Linked DNA regions of Homo sapiens: region 2 is linked to region 1. A link is a contact called in ENCODE Hi-C or POLR2A ChIA-PET data. All regions are on one chromosome and are shown on one strand. The core of a region is the stretch at or near the end of the contact, and the rest is flanking DNA. Distances in the headings are between cores, read along the strand shown.

Region 1 (6,927 bases), core at 2,904-5,403:
TTTTAATAAAGGGGAAGGTTAAAACAAAACTCCTTAAGAGGTGTTTATAGACACCAGATGATTTGTAGAGCTTTTGGTCGTGTAGTTTTAATTCTAGGGTGTTTGCCTTTTGTTATTTCTTTTAGGTGTTTTAAGGAATCAGACCTGCATCTTTTAATGGCATTAATTTCTTTTAACTTGCATATTCTAATAATAATGAACAAGCCATCTATCAGAGCCCAATCTGTTATGCTCCAGAGAATTGTAAGAGATTAAATTACATTTTTAGGGGTCTCTAATCCTGTCTCTGGGTTGACAGAATTGGGAGAGTGAAGAGGAAGCTACCAGGAATAGTTCACCTCTCTAGCAATCTGTTCTCTTTTTTTCATCAGCTGTTTCCAAAAGCCTTCAGCAAGATGCTGTGTGACATTCAGCTGGTACCATTTCCAGTAAGTCTAAAAAAGCTCTAAGCCCAGGCCTTTTGGAATATGTCTCCTTTAGGAAAAATCATCAGTAAAGCTTGAGGATAAGACTTTTGAGTATAAAGTGGGGTTTATGCTGCAAAGTAGAAACTGAATCATTTAGCTTCAATTTTAGTGAAGGGCTGAGAGTTTATATAACAGAACTGCCTAAATGCTCTCTTTTATATCAGGGCTTGTGAATATCAACAGCAGGGAGCAGGGAAGTAGGAAACTTTCTTCAGTGACCTGGATGGAGAGTTTAGTGAGCTTTTTCTACACCAAATGTGTAGCTGTGTCTGCCTGTAGCCGGGGGTGGAGGAATGAAAAGGCTGAGAAACCCCCACCCCCGGCTTGATCACCACACTTTCTCAAGGAAACCTGTACTGCAAAGCTCTCTTCTACCAGGAGGGAAGATGGAGAGAACAAGATAGAAAAAAACATGCCCTTGCTTGAGCCTATGGAGAAATTGGGCAATCAGTTTTCATCTATGAAGCAGTGGGAGCCATGTCCTACGGACAGAATTAAATGTGTCCTCTTGTCCACAGGCCCTCTCCTGTGCATTCAGGTGGTGTGGTCGTGGTGCCCCATAACAATGATAACAGATGGGGTAAGCGGTAACTGAGAATATGCCTCCGTTGCTCAGAGTAGAGGGTGCTCAAGTGTAGGGGGCGTATGTGGGGGACAGTGGAGGTAGAGCGAGCACAGCCTAGCAATTCCCAGTGAGGCTCTGGAGTCAGAATGCCTGGTATGAACCCTGGCCCTGTTGCTTGCTCATGTGAGGTGTGATGTAGGCGGTTTCTTTCACTCTGCTGTGCTCAGTTTCTTCATCTGTAGAATGGGGATATAATAGTAGTTTTTTTTTTTTTAATCTCTCTGTCACCAGGCTGGAGTGCAGTGGCGCTATCTCTGCTCACTGCAACCTCCGCCTCCTGGGTTCAAGCAATTCTTGTGCCTCAGCCTCCCGAGTAGCTGGGATTATAGGCACGCGCCACCACACCCAGCTAATTTTTGTATTTTTAGTAGAGATGGGGTTTCACCATGTTGGCCAGGCTGGTCTTGAATTCCTGACCTCGTGATCAACCCGCCTCCCAAAGTGCTGAGATTATAGGCATGAGCCACCGCACCCGGGTGGGATATAATAGTATTTATGTCCTATTGTCCTTATGAATTAATGCATGTGAAGTAGTTAGGATACTATTTTGACATACTGTGGGTGCTCAATTGTATTACTATTATTTGGGAATTCTTGAAGAACAGTTAATTAAAAAGTAGGTTGAAGTTTATTGTGAAGCATCTCTAATGTGGTTTGATGTGAAGGAATTTGGGCTTATCCTTTGAGCATTAAAAATTTTAAGCAAAGAAATGGTATGAAGGAAGTGTTTTAGAGGTATTGAAACCCTGGCAGAATGGCACAGGTTGGATCCGAGGTAGAAAGAGAAAGGTGGTAGGAAGGCTGACGGGAGAAAAAGTAATCCAGGTATGACCCAGGGTATGTGCTAGGGTGGTGGCCATGGACCATGAGGGAAGGACTGGGTTGCATTAGACCGTTCCTTTTTTTTTTTTTTTAGCAATCTGGAGGATTTTTAAGGTGATAAGTTATCGGTCTGAGGAAGTTATTGGATAGCTAATTTGGAGATAATTCAAAACTAAACCCCATTAGATATACAGCTCATTTTAGTTGCATATCAACTCATTTGATATACAACTCAATTAGTCCTACAGATTGATTTTAACTGCTTTATCTCATGTCTCTCTTTATATACGTTTACGTAAATATATGTGTGCATTTATGTGTGTGTGTGTGGTATATAATACTTTAGGTTTTGATACTTTTAGGTCATTCATACAGCATTGTGACTGCTGAAATTAGGAAATAGGCTGACAGATTACTAATTTCTAGGCAAACTTTATAATTAAAAGAAGAAATAGATATGGCTGTAATTTTTTTTTTTTTTTTTTTTAGTACAGTTCAAAATAAATGGTGCCCTTTGGTCCTGCAGATGGTTTCTTTCTTATCTAGTTTTTTCTCTACATGAAAAGTTTTGCTGACTCCTGTTCTTAATTTTCTATTGTTCTTAATTTAGGTCCTATGTCTGTGCTTGCCTGATTTTTCCTGTGACTATCTTTTACAGATAAAATAGTGGAAGAATCATCATGTATATAAGTTCAAGAAGTTTTCATTAAGCTGCTAATTTCCTAAAGAAATCTGGATCATGGTGCATCCTTTGTTTGTGTGTGGGAGGATATAGTGATACTGAATGAATCATGTCTTGCTCTGTAGCAAGAGGAATATTTGGTAAAGTTGATGTTGTTTGCTTTGGTGAGCAGTGGAGGTGGAGTGGGATCCGACCCCAGTGGCCCTAAAAGCAGCGAGCCCTAGAAACCAGGCCCACCTGGGTTTTCCTGGCTCTCTCTCACTTGTGCCCTCTTGTTTCTCATGAAAATGTGAAGCTGCTGTGATATTTTGGGGTCTCTGATTTGGCACAGGTAGCTTTTCAGTGACTTTGCAACTACTCTTTCTGCATATCTTCAGTTTGAGATGAACATGTTTGTGCAACTCAGCAACTCAGCACCTGATGGGGATTCTGGAGAGTGCACTGTGGGATCTAGGATCACCTTACCCAGTTCCCAATGACCAATTCATGAGGAAGTCGCAATCTCACACCAGAATCTCACTGGAAAACAAAATCAGACTCTCACCTAAAAAGTAGGGACTGAATATGAAGTAAACTTTTTTAAAGCAAATATGTTTTCAAACCGCAAAAACAGATGCTTTCTTTTGGCAGTTTTGCTCATCAAACCTAAGCTGAATGTGAACGGAGACTAATTTTTAACTGTTAATTCACAGCCTAAATGGCAATGAGTCTGAATTCTAATTTCAAAATCTTATTTGAACTCTGTGTTTGGCTGACTGAAGTGAAAAATGTATTGTTGTTTACTGATTCAGAATCATACCCTGCAGCATTTTAAGCCAATTTTGAGCAAGTCATGGCCAAGTGTAAATTTGCGTACTTAACATTTATTTGTTAGTCACACAGCCAGCCCAGTGGATAGGCCTGTTTGAAGTCAGGCTGTGTGCACCTATGCCAGTGCCGGCTCTGCTTTGGGGTGGGATTTTGGGTGTAGGACGAGGTTCAAAGGACCTGGCTGAGGACGGCCACACGGGTTGGACAGGCCGCTTCTGGAGAAGCCCACTCAGGTGTTGTTCCTGGATCACCTTTCTAGGCCAAGTGTAAAAGGAGAGGGAATTTCTTTGTTAAATTCATTCCTGGTTTCAGGGCCCTTTTGTTACCTTCTCTTCCACATGAGCTCCCGTCTCTGTGCTGCAGGAAGTTCAGAGGCACGGTTTATCATGGGTGCTTGGCACCACTCTCTCTCTAACTATGTGGATCCTAACTCCAGTCTCCTGATGGTCAGCTTGACGCGGGTTCACTGGATCAGTGCCTTCCAGTCCTGGGCAGGTGCTCTGTTTCTGTTATTCTAGAACCCCCGACCCAGGGAACACAGAGCTTGCTGGTCTGCCTTCATTTTCTCACCTCCAATTTAAGACCAAGTAATTTTATTTTGCCTTCATTTGGTATTTAGAAGCGTCGGGTGGCTTTTGTCAGGGACAGTTTCATGCCTCTCTGGCTTTTGTCCGTGTTGCCTGGTGCTCTTCTAGCTGGCCCTGCTGACTGGAGTCTGTGATGGACTCCCATTTTCTTGAGCTGAGTCACTTGTTTTCCTCCAGGATGCCGTTCCCTACAGCTCATCCTGCTTGTTTTCACTTACTTTCCTGTTTTCTGCCCTTGCTCTTATATCCAGGCCTGTTAGATCTGAATCTAGTCATTCTGCTTTCTCTTCAGAGGTTTCTCTTGACAGTAAATATAAATACAGTAATTTCTGTGGGCCAGATATGGTTCTCAGTGTTGGGTGAATTTTAATTCAGTCTCCGTAACAATCTTAGGTGGATACTCATCTCCATTTTGCAGAGGGGAAACTGAAGCACAGAGAAAGTCACTGCCCCACAGTCATCAGGGTGCCAAGTGGAGGAGTCAGGGTTGAAGTCAGAAAAGCTGGCTCCTGAGCCTGCACTCTTAAATGCTATTCTATATTCTTTTTAAAACATTTTTTTGACTTATTTTGTATTCTATAAATATTTTTGACTCATTTTTCCATCTAATTTTACACCTTTCTATTCTTTTAAAATTTTTTTAAAATTTAAATTTAAAACCTACAGTCGTCAATAAAACATTATTCTATATTCTTGCTGGCTCGTGGCACCTCAGCTGTCTGGAATCTTCTATGTGGCCTCCTTGATCCCGGGATGAGTTAGCTTTTTCATATGATATTCAGCTACAATTCTATATAGGCAGTTGTGTTTTGAAAAAAGCATTGGACTTAGCATTAGATCCGAGCTCCTGGCTGCAGTGCATGACTGATTGTGTGGCCTTGTCTAAGCTCTGTAACCTCTCTGACCTGCGTTTCCCTGTCTTGTAGTATGAGCTGACTCGTGGGCATTTGAGAAGATTAAATGTGAGTAAGTAGCAAGGTACTTGACACATAAAGGCAATCAGAAAATGGCAGTTATTGTGCTTGTAATTTAAAAAGTTGAAAGCTGTTATAGACTTTCAAGATATGTTGTTTTATGTTTACATTTAGTCAGTTAATTCTGGTTTATAATTGATTAGGCCAAGAAGAGAGGTCTCTTAATCAGCATTCCATTAGAGATTTATTTATTTATATTTGCTTATTTTTTTGTCATTTAAGAGTTAAAGGAATAGAGAGAATTGTGCCATTTAAATGAAATCTTTTTAGCATTAGTTACGTGTTAGGATGTCTGTTTATCCTTCATGATTTTTTTGTTTTATTGCTAAAAAACATGGACTCATTTAATTGTCTAGCTAGTAAAAGGCCTTTATAAAATTTTTCTCTAAGAGCACAATAACATAGTATTTGCTTTTATTTAAGTGCAGTCTTTGTAACTGACTTTACATTTTGTTAGATGGTACTGAATCAACCACAGTTACTGCTTTAGTTAATAGCACTGAAAAATCACTTGATTTGTGAATCTATTTCTAGTGTTTTGTATGCTGAACTCTCCACCTCCCCAGTCTCCTAAAGTAAAATGACTAGTTGTCCTTTGGTGGTGTTTAGTCTGTGTGATGTTTGCCTTTAATTCATTTCCACTTTTTTTTATAGAGTCTTTTTTCATTTATTTAAAAATTTTCGGCCAGGTGTGGTAGCTCACACCTGTAATGTCAACACTTCAGGAGGCCGAGGCAGTTGGATTGCTTGAGCCTAGGTGTTCGAGACCAGGCTGGGCAATGTGGCAAAACCCCGTCTCTACAAAACATGCAAAAATCAGCTGGGCATGGTGACGCGCACCTGTATTCTCAACTACTTGGGAGGCTGAGGTCCGCGGATTACCTGAGCCCAGGGAGGTTGAGGCTACAGTGAATCATGATTATACCAATGCACTCCAGCCTGAGTGACAGAGGGAGACCCTGTCTCAAAAAAAAAAAAAAATTCTGCTGAAAGAGGCTTTTTTTTTTTGGTGGGGTGGGGAGACGTACATTGAGGGTGTTTGTTGTAAGCAGCAGGTTATTTTGGTACACTGTACATTTTATTAAGGGATTTTTCCTCCTGGGTTTGTTGAATGGTGGCGGATGTCTCAGTTTGGTTTCAGTAACTGAATCCTTCAGAGACCCATGCAAAGAAACCTTTTGTCCAAGAAGAACTTTGACCTGCCTCAGTCCTGGGTTGCTGGCTATGACCAGATTAGGTAAGTGATTAAAAATAGCAGAACTCTTTTGTAGACATAATCCTTTGAAAATTCTCAAATTTGCTTATTCCGAACTCCTATAAGCTTACAATTATCCGAAGGTCACTTACTTTTCACCTAATAGAAATTATAAGAAGATAGGGGTTAGAGAAGAGTTTTTCAGATAGTATCTGAGACGATCACCTCAACATGGAAATGAGGAAACTGAGGCTGGGGTTGGGAGAGGTAATTCCCATACCAGTAACAAGGTGGCAGAACAGAGAGAGGGTGAGAGCCTGGCTCTGTGGCCACACTGCCTGGGGCTCTGGGGACTTGACTAAGTTGTGTGGACTCTCGGAGCCTCGTTTCTCATCTGTCAAGAGGGAGAAGTTAGTAATCATAGCTCCTGCAGAGTAGTTATGAGGATTGAATGAGTCAGTATACCTTAGAGCATTCAGACAGCACCCAGCCTAGCATAAGTTCTCAAATGTTTTTTTCTTTTCTTTTCTTTTCTTTTTGAGACGGAGTTTCACTCTTGTTGCCCAGGCTGGAGTGCAATGGCGTGATCTCGGCTCACCGCAACCTCCACCTCCAGGTTTCAAGCGATTCTCCTGCCTCAACCTCCCAAGTAGCTGGGATTACAGGCATGCGCCACCACACCTGGCTAAGTTTATATTTTTAGTAGAGACGGGGTTTCTCCATGTTGGTCAGGCTGGTCTCGAACTGCCGACCTCAGGTGATCTG
Region 2 (6,927 bases), core at 2,309-4,808, 96 kb after region 1:
CCCTGAGAGGACCAGTTCAAAAAAAAAAAAAAAAAAAAAACAGAGACAACCCTGGGGTCAAGAGCATTTCTAGTAGAAGGATTACAGCTATTTCGGCTTTTTAGTGATGTGGGGTTCAGATCAAGAGAAGTTCACATTCTATGAGTCTTGTAGTCCTGACAGTCAATAAATGACTTAGTGCCTAAATGGTCTTTAGAGTGTTGAGATACTCTGAAACTAAAATCTTTATAACTCAATACTTGGGATCTTTATTCAGTTTCGAAGTTATTAAATAGTTTAAAAGCTGGGTTGGCATCCCCCTGGGATCGAGGGCTTTGGCAGATCAGCCCTTAGTTCTGGGGTGCTCAGACCCGCAGGTGGGGCAGTCCTCAGGCCAGGGCAGGGTCCCTTTGTGTGGCTGGCTTTGAGTTAACCCTCTGAACCTTAGGGATGGTGCACACAGAGGGGTGGTGCCCTCCCTGTCAACTCACAAAGGTTACTTCCTAGATTATGATGGGACATTCTCTGTATTCTGAGGGTTCCCATGACCCCGTGCATCACTCTTCTTTCCCTGACTTTGTGGCTTATATTTTCTTAGGGAAACCATTTATTCTTTGCAAGCCCTGTTACATTTTAATCTGGAAGGAGTTTGCATCAGAGGAAACAATTGAAACCCACAAGAAACACAAATGAAATATTATTGTCCTTTTCCTTCATTGTTGGGATTTCTAAAGTTATCCCATATCTCTAAAAGTTTATTAACACCAGAAAAAATTTAATTAATTACTGACTTTTAATGTTAAATATGGTATCTGTGTTAAACATAGATTTTTTGTTTGTAGTAGATTTTACATCTGTAGGAAAAATTCCTTAAGCATTTTTAGTTTATCACCTATGGTAATAGCTGTTATTAGAGTCTGAGGCTTTAGTGCGTCTTCTGTGACTTACATGTGATTCTACAAGAGTTTAAAAAGAGGAAGAGAATTGGTTTAAATGTCTGGATTTTCTTAATGAAATGTGATTCATTTGATAGATGTTAAATGCCATGTGAAAACTGACATTTGACTTCAGACTTGAATTTCACAAGCGTTCTCTATGCCCTGTCCCCACATAGGCACTTGAGAGTGTAAGCCTAAGGAAAGAACCCTGGGGAGAGGCCTCAGCTTCTGAATTTTCCTGGTTGTGGTTCTTTCCTTCTAACCTGTTTGCTGTTGATGTGAGACTAGGGCTCCGAGGGTCAGGATGCTTCAGCAGCGCAGTGCTAACTGTGATTTAAGAAATTGGAACCCCAAAGAAGTAACTAGTATCATTTGTTATCTAGTTTTGAGAAGAGATTCTGTTTATAACATTGTTTATATATTTCTCAGACTGCCTCACATTTTCCTTACTTTATTACTGAGGAAACCTTATTAAATGAGAAATAAATTTTAAGATATTGAACAGGGCATTTGGTCTCTAACGTTGAGGCTTCCTTTACTAAATTTGTGAACTGTGTACACCCAGGGTGTGTTGCAGGCGGGCAGGTCAGGCAGAAGACATTGTGATCCCCAAGGGATTATTAAGTTTTTTTGTTGCTGAAAATGACACTTAGACATTCAACATAGCATCAGGCACGTGGAAACTTGTTTGCATAATTTAACTTTTTTTCTAGTTTGCTTTTGATCAGGAACTATCCAGATTGATGTGTACTAATCATATTGCCCGATTGTTGCCAGAAATCTATTTAGTGTTCAACTAGGTGTCATCAGTGTGTGCTATAAATTCTATTTACTTCACCAGTACCTTCTAGAAGGAATTCTGTTCTAAAGTTCTCCAAAGAGCCCAAAAGTTGTACAGTTATGAAAGAACCTGTCATAAGACCACACAAAGAACTATCTAAAGGTCATTCATTGGTTGTATTTTCAAAAGTATCAGATAATCTTCCCCTTTAAAACTTACTTTGTCCTTAACAAAGCAATATTTTTTCATTATAACTTTACCTGCTGAAATTCAAGCAGATTAACCAGGAGATTCTAAATTAACATTGGCTGCATTTTCCATGGCCCCTAAATCAACTGTATTTCAAGAGTAAGGAAAGTGGGTACAGTGGACACTTGTCTTGATCTTAGTGCGTAAAACCAGGCCACCATCTAAATTGCAGGCTTTTGTTAGTTTAGTAGATCCCATGTTTCATACAAGCCATGGGGCAGGTGATTTTTGTGGACTCTGAAACATGCTTTTTGATGCTTGATTGCAAGAGTTTACTGTTCTCCTGATGCAGGAAGTTAGGGACTAGGTGTGGTCCTGGTGACTTTTATATATGGAAGAGCAAGGAAGTTCATTTTATGAATAAAGTGTTTTTGTACTGTTCTTGGTGGTAATGTTGACATTTCTTGCTAAGACATTTTTCCTCTGTGGTCTTATCTCAAGTTAAGCGGGGGTGATGTTTCTTGGAAGAATTCTGAGCCCTGTGTAATTGCCTTAATCTTCTTGCTGTTGTTTTCTAGCATCCTCCAGGACAAATAGCAAGGAAATACAGTTCCTGCTCCACCATTTTCCTAGATGATAGCACAGTCAGTCAACCAAACCTCAAGTATACAATTAAATGGTGGGTATATGGATTTATTTCCTTCCTTCCTTCCTTCCTTTTTTTTTTTTTTTTTTTTTTTTTTTACTTAACTGAATGCTTTTTCTGTTCCTTAACCTGACAGCTAAGCTGGTTGGTTGTGGGGTCTGGGAGTGATAAGATTGGATGGGTGGGAGTAGGGGTAGCACTGATAATTCAGGAAATCTTTTTAAAAAATGATTTTGGTAGTTAAGTGTGGGGTATTGAAATATTTTTACATAGTACTATTTACATTAAAAGACCAGAATCTTAAAGTATTTTAAATGTAGATTACTTAAAATATATTTTTTATTTTTGTTCATGCTTTCTACCCTTGCACTTTTTATTGAAGCCATCCTGGCATAACTCCACTAACTTTTTACCTTCTAAATAAAATGAGACTCCTATGTTCCCAGTTGGAGACCCGGGGCTCCAGTAGAAAGCCTGCCTGGCCTAGTGAAGGTACACTTGCCTGGGGTCTGGAGATCTGAGTTCTGACCATGGCTCTCTCACCAACAAAGAGAACGTGGGTGGGATCCTTTCTGTGGGGCCTTTAATTCCATATTTTTAAATGGAGTTTATAAGGGAGGAAGGAAGGGGGAGTCTTGGGATAAACTTCTTTCCCTTACGGTGCTTCAGTTTCCGTACTTTAAAGAGGGAGGGAACACTGGTTTTTCCTTTATTGTACCACTAGCATTATGGTAATAATGACCCTTGGCAAGTACTATAGAGAACCTGATGTGCTTGGGCCTGTGGTCAGCAGCTCAGTTTTAAAAAATCTGAATTTTATCTCTATACTTGTTTCAGAAAGCACACATTTCACAATACATGTCAGCATATGAAATAAGTGTTTAAATTTTAAATAAGGAGTATTCGTCCATTTCAGTGGGCCAGGTTTTCAGGCCTAGAAGCCCTGTTCTGAGTATGACCACATGTGATGATGAGTCAGGCAGTGAGGACTATAGCCATCTGTAGTCAGTGTCTGCTCTAGGCAGAAGGTGGAGGACAAGGCCGCTTGGGTAGAGGCTGCCTGTTGGCACTGCGCTTGTCAGGTTCCGTGCTTCCAGGATCTAAGTGGCAATGCAGCCTCTTCCTTACTTCCTCAGCACCGGAGTGCACGGGAAGTGACTAGTGGGCATAAACTCACACTGGCAGCACTCACAGAGCTCTGTCTTAGCTCCACCACGCATGCCCTTGCCTGAGCCACGTTTACCCTTGGGCTGTGGTTTACTGAGGGGAAATGGGGTGTGCAGTACCTTTGGAAGTATTTTCCAGATTAGGTTATTAGGACTCGCGGAGAGAAGTGGAAAGCCCTGAAGATCTGTGTACCACATGACTGTTGGCTTCTGCTCAATCTCTGAGGAGCCCAGAACAGAAGCTGCTAACTTCCCTTTAATCCTGGACTCCTCTCATTGGAAGCCAGGGCAGAGTAGCACAGTTTCCCATCCTGGGGCAGCGGGAGCTCTTGGGATTCACAGGTGGCTCTGTCTTAGTTGCTCAACACTTTCATCCTTGGACCACTTAAAATTGCCACTGGCTGTGACACAGACACTTAGGAGCCTAGTGAGAGAACTGTGTGACAATTTGATAGTTCATCGGTCAACTCTAGGAGGCACAAACACCTAAGTTAGAAATATGTTGTCTGTGTAAATCACTGTTTCTGGCCCTGGCTGCACCTAGGAGTCACCTGGGAGCTTAAAAACACACTGATGATTGAGGTCTCCTTACAGATCTTGATTGAATCTGGCTGAGGCATACTGTGGGTATCTGGACTTTTAACAGACTTTGATTGAATCTGGCTGAGGTATACTGTGGGTATCTGGATTTTTAACAGCTCTTGATTGAATCTGGCTGAGGCATACTGTGGTTATTTGGATGTGTAACAGCTCTTGATTGAATCTGGCTGAGGTAAATTGTGAGTATCTGGATTTTTAACAGATCTTGATTGAATCTGGCTGAGGTATGCTGTGAGTATCTGGATTTTTAACAGATCTTGATTGAATCTGGCTGAGGCATTCTCTGGGTATCTGGATTTTTAACAGATCTTGATTGAATCTGGCTGAGGTATACTGTGGGTATCTGGATTTTTAACAGCTCTTGATTGAATCTGGCTGAGGCATACTGTGGGTATTTGGATTTGTAACAGCTCTTGATTGAATCTGGCTGAGGTAAATTGTGAGTATCTGGATTTTTAACAGATCTTGATTGAATCTGGCTGAGGTATGCTGTGAGTATCTGGATTTTTAACAGATCTTGATTGAATCTGGCTGAGGCATTCTCTGGGTATCTGGATTTTTAACAGATCTTGATTGAATCTGGCTGAGGTATACTGTGGGTATCTGGATTTTTAACAGATCTTGATTGAATCTGGCTGAGGCATACTGTGGGTATTTGGATTTGTAACAGCTCTTGATTGAATCTGGCTGAGGTATATTGTGAGTATCTGGATTTTTAACAGATCTTGATTGAATCTGGCTGAGGTATGCTGTGAGTATCTGGATTTTTAACAGATCTTGATTGAATTTGGCTGAGGTATACTGTGAGTATCTGGATTTTTAACAGATCTTGATTGAATCTGGCTGAGGCATACTGTGGGTATTTGGATTTGTAACAGCTCTTGATTGAATCTGGCTGAGGTATACTGTGAGTATCTGGATTTTTAACAGATCTTGATTGAATCTGGCTGAGGCATTCTCTGGGTATCTGGATTTTTAACAGATCTTGATTGAATCTGGCTGAGGTATACTGTGGGTATCTGGATTTTTAACAGATCTTGATTGAATCTGGCTGAGGCATTCTCTGGGTGTCTGGATTTTTAACAGATCTTGATTGAATCTGGCTGAGGCATACTGTGAGTATCTGGATTTTTAAACCTCCCCAGGAGAGTCTCACAGGCAGCCAAAGTTGAAGACCCCAGATGGAAGTGGACAGCTACCCTCCCCTCCCCCACCAATGTCCCCCTGCCACTTTTAAATGAACTGCGGGTTAGAATGTAGAGAACAGAGAAGCTGAAGAGTAGGAACAAGCTATGAGACTTCAGTGTAGATTCTGGGCTTCCCTGATCCGAAGACATGGTCTCTGCACTGCACACATCTGAAACTTCTTCAGTCTGTAATTCAGTTGCTTTAAAAAGTATCTTCTTTTTCTTTTCTTTTCTTTTTTTTTTTTTTTTTTTTTTTTTGAGACAGGATCTCTGTCCCCAGGCTGGAGTGCAGTGGCATGATCTCAGCTCACTGTAACTCCGCCTCCCAGGCTCAAGAGATCCTCCCGCCTTAGCCTTCCGAGTAGCTGGGATTACAGGTACACACTACCATGGCCAGCTAATTTTTGCATTTTTTGTAGAGACATTTGTTTCACCTTGTTGCGTAGGCTGGGCTCAAGCAATCTACCCACCTTGGCCTCCCAAAGTGCTGAGATTATAGGCGTCAGCCACAGTGCCCAGCCAAAAGTATCCTCTTTTTAAAATGCACACTGGGAGCTGGGCAGGGTGGGACCAACTGAAGTAGAGCCATCAGAATCCTTCCCTGGAAATACCAGCATCTCACACTTGGTGTAGCTAAAGAGTCAAAAACATTTAGAGACATTAGCAGGTCCAGTTGAGTTCTTCAGCTAGAGGGTTGACAATATGAGAGGAAAGGGATACTCAGAAGGAAGAGTAGTGAAAAAGATAGGAAGTTGTGAAATCCACATGCCATCCCATTCTAAAATTTTGCCTACATCTTGCCCTACTCCTGTCCAAAGAAAACTCCTATTTTCTTTTTTGCTTTCTTTGCCTCCCGTTAACCCAGGTCCTCTTGCACCCTACTCCAGACATTAAAACTGATAACACAATCATTAATATTGTAGTTCAGCTTCATGGTGGGCATAAGTGAGCATTTATGGGCCAGAGTTGCTATCTGAAATCCAGTTACAAGGTTGTAACTGTGAGAAGAATGCCCTAGGTTCTAAACAGCGATTTATAAGCTGATTTTTGGAAAATAATCCACCTGTAAAGTGGGGATTGCCAGAAATAAACGTATTTGCAAATTCTAGCTGGGGATGGGTGGAGGGTTGAATGCTAATCTAACAGTGAAAGAAAAGCTATAAAAAAGTTGGGTACTCATTCAGTGCTCACTCTTTCTGTAGACATAATTTTTTATTTTGAGAACTTGATTTTCCTATTTTTCCCCTAAATGCCAACAGCTGTGGTATGAATTTAGAGTTTGTCAGCCACACTTTGTGCCTCTGCAGCCAACCCCTCCCCACCAAGTCCTCTGACAAGCATAAGATGATGATCAAAGAAAAGAGCGGAGGGTGGTGGGGAGCCCCTTTGCGCACTTGGCCATACCATCAGGGTCCTTGGCCTCCAGGGCCAGGGAACAGCT

What was found. A loop is a pair of places that touch in the nucleus more often than their neighbours do. ChIA-PET counts read pairs that join two places held with the same protein, here RNA polymerase II (POLR2A).
Region 2: a loop to region 1 is called in a map of IMR-90, with 2.0 times the contacts of the local background. The contact joins two enhancer-like sites. A Hi-C loop is called at or near these places in 2 of 168 maps with a recorded cell type or tissue (B cell and IMR-90). POLR2A ChIA-PET finds 5 or more read pairs at or near these places in 2 of 52 experiments (OCI-LY7 and activated T-cell).

Annotation. Positions count from the first base shown.
Region 1 is chr10:35,417,543-35,424,469 of GRCh38, forward strand. The region is part of intron 1 of CCNY (cyclin Y); the gene reads left to right. Among named protein-coding and RNA genes, the nearest start is that of CCNY, 84 kb to the left of the region's middle. Within about 2 kb of position 4,154, at least 15 of the 41 ENCODE cell types and tissues checked have a DNase peak (open chromatin) inside an H3K27ac peak, as active enhancers do.
Region 2 is chr10:35,514,058-35,520,984 of GRCh38, forward strand. It overlaps CCNY (cyclin Y), which reads left to right. Exons shown (of 10, transcript NM_145012.6): 4 at 2,466-2,566. Among named protein-coding and RNA genes, the nearest start is that of GJD4, 88 kb to the right of the region's middle. RefSeq lists enhancers at 3,287-3,787, 3,788-4,288. Within about 2 kb of position 3,559, at least 7 of the 41 ENCODE cell types and tissues checked have a DNase peak (open chromatin) inside an H3K27ac peak, as active enhancers do.